Linked DNA regions of Homo sapiens: region 1 is linked to region 2. A link is a loop called in an ENCODE intact Hi-C map of the cell type or tissue named here. Cell type or tissue: gastrocnemius medialis. All regions are shown on one strand. Each heading gives the region's core, and the rest is flanking DNA. Links, peaks and the distances in the headings are about the cores only.

Region 1 (2,801 bases), core at 42-2,541, 200 kb before region 2:
GAAAATATTTGCATCAATGACGACAAAGAAGTAATATCTGTAACATAAAAAAATGCTTGTTCAAAGTTAGAAGAGGTTCAAGTCCCCAGAAGATGGATATGAATAGATTATTCACAGGAGAGGGAATGCATATAGTAAATGCATGGAAAAACATTCATTTTTGAATGTTGTGTCACCTAAGAAATGCTAAGTAACCTTGAACTAGCAATAGACTATTAAAGTAGGGGGGAAATGGCACTCAATGTTTATAAGTGTGTTAAACTCCTTACACTTGTTCCTTGGAGGCGGTAGAATAATTGGGGCAGCTCTTGGGAAAAATATGACGCTGTAAGCCAAGACCACTTGGCCATTCATAGCCTTCTACCTGGGAGCCTTTCCACTCCCAGGTATTTGTCCCAAGTGCAGAATTCAAGGATACGTTAGCAAACAACCGTAAAGAACCAAAAACATTAGGGGGCTGAGTGAATAGTTAAGGACACCTGCACACCTTAAAAATGAATCGTGAACAAATAAAAATGGTAGTGAAAGTAGTAACAAAAAAAGTGTGGTTGCAACTATACACAGTATATATATGTTTCATGTCGTGAAAAGTTGCATTTCTTTGTAACAATATGGATTACTGTATTCTTTTTAGATTTTTCTTTCTCCGGTTGTCATATTGTTTTTTCAGTGGTGCTAAAAAAAATCTGGATTCAAATCCAGCCAGCAGCGTGACTTTGAGCAAGTTTGTGAAGTGGGATATTTCTCAGAGCGGTTGAGGGAGGTGGCTTGAGCTCGCACCTGGCACACGGTGAGAACCCCAGACTTTCTTCTTGCTGTGGGGGCGCCTCTGGGCCCTGTCCGATAACGCCTTTCACGGCCTGGGAGTCTGATCGGGAGCTCCCGGGTCTCGGTGGCGCGGGAACTCCCTTCTGGAGGGAACTTTCCGGAGCAGGTGGGCGGGTGTATGTCCCACGGGCACCTGCGCTCAGGAGGAGGGGGCGAGCTCGGGCAACGTAACCGCCCACGGTCACCTCGGGCTGCGGGGCCGACTTGAAGCCGCCTTCGAGGTTCTGATCCTTCCCGGGGCTCTGGGCTCGTTCGTCCCAATTCGCAGCTGTCCTGTGCCCCCTCGCTGCAGGAAGACTCAAGATTTACAGGGCGCCTCCTGCGGAAGCCTAGAGACATCGGGGGCGCCGAAGGGCCCGCGCCGGACTTCGCAGACAGGGGGCACTTGGGTGCCCTTTCAGGTCTCAGAGGGAGCGCCCGATCCCCGACGAGGGGCAGGCAAACGGGCGCAGTGCCCGCGGCGGCGGCACGCGCGCATCTGGGATCCGGCCGCTTCTCCGCTCATGCCATCTTGTCCGAGCCAGTCACGTGCGGGCGACAGCGGCGCGCTTCGCCGGGCCGGTACTCCAGGTCCGACCCGCGAACCCCTCTGGGATCCCCGCCGCTCTGTCTACAACCCGAGGTGAGGCGCAGGCTGGATCGGGGCTGGGCCAGGGCGGGCACTGGGTTCCCGGGGACGCGTCTCCTCTTCCGGGCCGTTCCGCTCGGGGCCACAGCGCCGTCGGGGGCCCGAGGCGCCGCCGCGTGTCCTGCGCCACGGCCTCGGGGCCGTCCGCGCCGAGTTGCTGGCTGGGGGCGTGGGTGGCCCGCGGCGCCGGACCCCCGGCACACCAGCCCGCGGAGTCCTTGCCTCCCGCGCGGCCCCAGCCAGGAGGGATGGCGCTGGGGCGGGAGCGGGGCAGCCGGGCCCGGGAGCTCCACGGGCGCGGCGCGAGGGGCGCAGGCTGCCTGGAGGACCGCGGAGCTGGGGGTGGGGGGGCGCGGGCGCATGCGCCCTGCGTCCGTGCCATATTGGAATGAGTCGGAGCGCGGAGCGCCGCCGCCGCCTCCGCCGGAGCGCGGGTGGAGGGGGGCGGGGAGAGCTGCCGGCCGCCCCGCTCCGCCGAACCCAGCAGGAAGGAGGGCGCGAGCGGGCGAGCGCGGGCAGCACGGGAGGAAAAAGCTTCCGCGCGGGGGAGCGAAAAGACGGAAAGAAAGAAAGAAAACGAGCGCGAGAGGGGGAAAAGCGAGCGATCGAGCGAGCGCGCGCGCGAAAACTCCGGGCAGGTAAAAAAGCGGGGCCACCGGCTGGGCCTTCCCGCGCGGCGGCCTGGAGGGGCGGCGGCGGCGCCGGGGCGGGGGACCGTACGGCGTCCCCTTCGAAGCGGCCGCGCAACTTTGCCAACGGGAAACCGCCGGGCGCCGGCGGGCGCGCGGGCTGAGGCGCCAACGGGCGGCGGCGGCGGCACGTTGGGGGCGGGGGCGGGGCGGGGGGAGCGCGGCGCCCGCGCGCGGCCCCGCGGTCCCGCGCGCCGGCCGGCCGGCTGCAGGGGCGCGCCTGGGCGCCTCGCCGCGGCGGAGAGCGGCGGCGGCCGTCAGCCCCTGGCAGGCAGCGCGGCGCGCGTCAGCCCGCGGGAGGCGTGAAAGGAAAGTGGCCGGGCGGCGGCAGTGGCGGGCGCCCAAGTTCCCCGGCGCGCCGGGCCCGCCGCGCGCCCCTCCCCGCGCGCGCCCCGCGCTCCGCCCGCCGAGCCCCCGCGGACCCGCCCCCCGGGCTCGCTCCGGGCGGGGCGCGAACCCGCAGCTGGGGCCGGGCGCGCGGCCGGTCGGAACTTCGGAGGGCCCGGGCGGTCGCTGCGCGGTGGCGGAGCGTCTAGTGGCCGCCGCAACCGGTGGCTCCGGGCCGCCGTTGTGAAGTGAGCGGGCCTCTCCCGCGCCGCGGCCCGCCGGGCACCGCCGCTGGACCCCGCGCCGACCCGGCAGCGCCCCGACCTGCC
Region 2 (2,801 bases), core at 188-2,687:
TTTGAAGTAAGAAAAAAATTTAAAACGTATTTTAAATATCAATCCTTGACCTTTTAGGGTTTTCAAAGGCAGTGTTATTGAAGGCTTTGAAAGGTGGCTGAGATGCCAAGCCTGAGTTAGTGCTCAAGGCCCCAGGAAGAGATAACCAGTGATTGGAAGGTTGGGGTGGCTTTCTTCCTGTTTCAGTCTTCTCGTTTTCCTCAAATTGGATATTGCGCTCCTGTCAGGCTAATAACCAGTGCTGGTTTATTTTGTACAGGTTTTTAGACACTTCCAAACAAGCCATAGGAATGCTGTTCATCCACTTTGCAAATGTATACCTAGCAGATCTCACTGAAGAGGACCCTTGTTCACTGTAAGTGTTCCCTATTTGAGTGCAAACATCAGCTGCCCCTCCATTGAAAATATAGGCTGGCCTTGCTTTCTGCTGCTGGTCCTGCTCCCTCTGGCTTGGGGAGAGGGTGCTCCCCTTTTCCTCTGTGCTCCTCTGAGAGACCATCCTGTACATGCTGTCCTGGAGCTCACTTACACAGCTATCAGTTGGCTTGTAGGGCTTTGCGTGTTGACACTTTCCCCATGCACTGGCTTTCTGTTCATCAATCCAAGTTCTGTCCTTTGATTTTCTAGTGTCCTTATGTCTCCCAGTTTCCAAGCCGCCCCTGGCAAGGAAGGATAATGCCCTACAGGAGTGTCTCTGCTCTGGAACCAGGACACACCAGGGCTTCTCTGTGGCGTCAGCCATTCAGGGTCAAAACTGTTGTTGACCCTCATTGACCTCTTCCACCTTATCATTGCAATGTGCCTTCCATGCAGCCCCCAGAGCAATCCATCTGTGACCTCAATCCGGCCATGATATTCTGTCCTCCTTGCTGATGGCACCCACATAGTGCTTCTCTTAGCAGGTGGAGTGGCAGAGGAGGCTTGCCTACCTCATCCTGGCCCCATCTTCTGCCTCCCTTTGTCCTCATAGCAGCCTGCCATATATTAATGGAGACTTTGATCATCCCCATTTTACAGTGGTGGAACTGAGGCACAGAGAGGTTATATATACTGTAAGTTCACACCGCTCAGGAGTCATGGAGCCCAGCCAGTCTGGCTTCCAGGGCCCACATGATGCTTTGCTGTCTGTCAGAATCATCTGTGTTGAGGATGGAACATAGAACTTTCTCTCTTTATTCCCAAGGCATGGCACACAGTAGGCTTGTAAATGTTTGCTAAGTGAATGAATGAAAGTAAGGTCTGTATGTACATCACATGTCCTTGTTCTCGCAGGCGTGAGATGCTTTGGACACAAAGTATCTGAGAGCAGCATAGCCTCAGGCCAGAGGGAAATTGCCTTGGAAGCAGTTGCTGCTCCTGCCATCTCTGGTCTAAGAGTGACCCCTTGTGATTTTACAGAGGAAGGGCAGGCAGGAGAAATGCCCCCTCCCTCTTTTCACTGGTTTTCCTGCTGACCTACCCTAGCACAGGCTGCGCCCTCTGGCATCAGAGTGCTGTGTGCACATCACCAAAGCTCCAGCCCAGGATAGGAGGCTGTGAGACTACACAAAATGTCTCAAGCCTCAGCAACTGGAAAGCTCACCACACCTGGAGTGTGTGGTGTCCTGCAGCTTACCTGCAAGGATTTCAGAGCCACATGGTATCGTAGAGGGTCAGTACTGGACCCAGTGCCCTTGTCTCCCACTCTGTCTACCATGGAGAGCTGGAGCTTGTGGTCAGCAGTGCTCAGCTGGATCTGGGTACAAGGCCCTCAAGAGAGGGTGAGTGGAAAAGGGCCTTTCTTTGGTGAGAGAAAAAATTTTGTGTCGGATGGAAACAGACCGTACAAGAACACAGTTCATGTGGTATGCCCTTCAGAGCCTCCTCCTCTCACTCCCCCAGTTATCTTGCCTTTTCCCATGGGGAGTAAAGCTCGCTCTTTAAAGTGTAGGCCGGGCACGGTGGCTCAGGCCTGTAATCCCAACACTTTGGGAGGCCAGGGTGGGCATATCCCTTGAGGCCGGGAGTTCAAGATCAGCCTGGCCAACATGATGAAACCCTGTCTCTACTAAAAATACAAAAATTAGCTGTGTGTGGTGGTGGGTGCCTGTAATCCCAGCTACTTGGGAGGCTGAGGCAGGAGAATCACTTGAACCCAGGAGGCGGAAGCTGCAGTGAGCTGATTGCACCGCTGCACTCCAGCATGGGCAATAGAGGGAGACTCCATCTCAAAAAAAGAAAAAAACAGTGTAAAAATATTACTTATGCTTGACTGCAGATGGGGATGGGCGAAGGCCATGTTGCCCTGTCCTCTTTGTCTGCGAAACCCGAGAGGCTGTTTTCCTGAACCTCTCTGGTGCAGCAGCACTGTTCTGGGCCTCCTGGGCTGGACTGTCAGGGAGTGAGCAGAATCATTGCCTAGGTGTTTCTGTCATCAGTTAAGTTCTGTTTCCTGTTGATTTCCCTGGCTGCTTCCAGGTACTCTGTCTTCCATTGAACCTTCGCCTGGCAGAAGCACTGGCAGGTTTTTGTTTTGTTTTGTTTTTTTGAGACAGAGTCTTGCTGTGTCACCACGCTGGAGTGCAGTGGTGCAATCTCAGCTCACTGCAACCTCCACCTCCCGGGTTCAAGTGATTCCCCTGCCTCAGCCCCCCGAGTAGCTGGGACTACAGGTGCGCGCCACCACGCCCAGCTAATTTTTTTGTATTTTCAGTAGAGACAGGTTTCACCGTGTTAGCCAGGGTGGTGTCTATCTCCTGACCTCGTGATCCACCCGCCTCGGCCTCCCAAAGTGCTGGGATTAGAGGCGTGAGCCACCGCGC

Evidence for each region. Hi-C counts contacts between places; a loop is a spot of excess contacts. Peaks named below come from ENCODE experiments on the same cell type or tissue, not always from the same donor. Only the 100,000 strongest peaks of a DNase experiment are listed, where the experiment ranks them.
Region 1: it touches region 2 in a loop (8-fold over the local background); 9 of 110 quality-filtered maps call a loop at or near these places.

What each region holds. Positions count from the first base shown.
Region 1 is chr3:53,045,109-53,047,909 of GRCh38, reverse strand. It overlaps SFMBT1 (Scm like with four mbt domains 1), which reads left to right and starts at 1,837. Exons shown (of 21, transcript NM_016329.4): 1 at 1,837-2,094. RefSeq lists enhancers at 520-1,019, 1,020-1,521 and silencers at 1,509-1,618, 1,669-1,988, 2,089-2,148, 2,509-2,798. In gastrocnemius medialis, for the core only: a CTCF peak has its summit at 1,166; DNase peaks (open chromatin) are centred at 931, 1,299, 1,824 and 2,459; H3K4me3 peaks cover 1,583 bases; H3K27ac peaks cover 1,598 bases.
Region 2 is chr3:52,850,157-52,852,957 of GRCh38, reverse strand. It overlaps STIMATE-MUSTN1 (STIMATE-MUSTN1 readthrough), which reads left to right. Exons shown (of 10, transcript NM_001198974.3): 3 at 260-355. STIMATE (STIM activating enhancer) reads left to right here. Exons shown (of 8, transcript NM_198563.5): 3 at 260-355. Among named protein-coding and RNA genes, the nearest start is that of MIR8064, 5.0 kb to the right of the region's middle. In gastrocnemius medialis, for the core only: a CTCF peak has its summit at 1,402; no DNase peak of the experiment used is centred there; H3K27ac peaks cover 1,250 bases.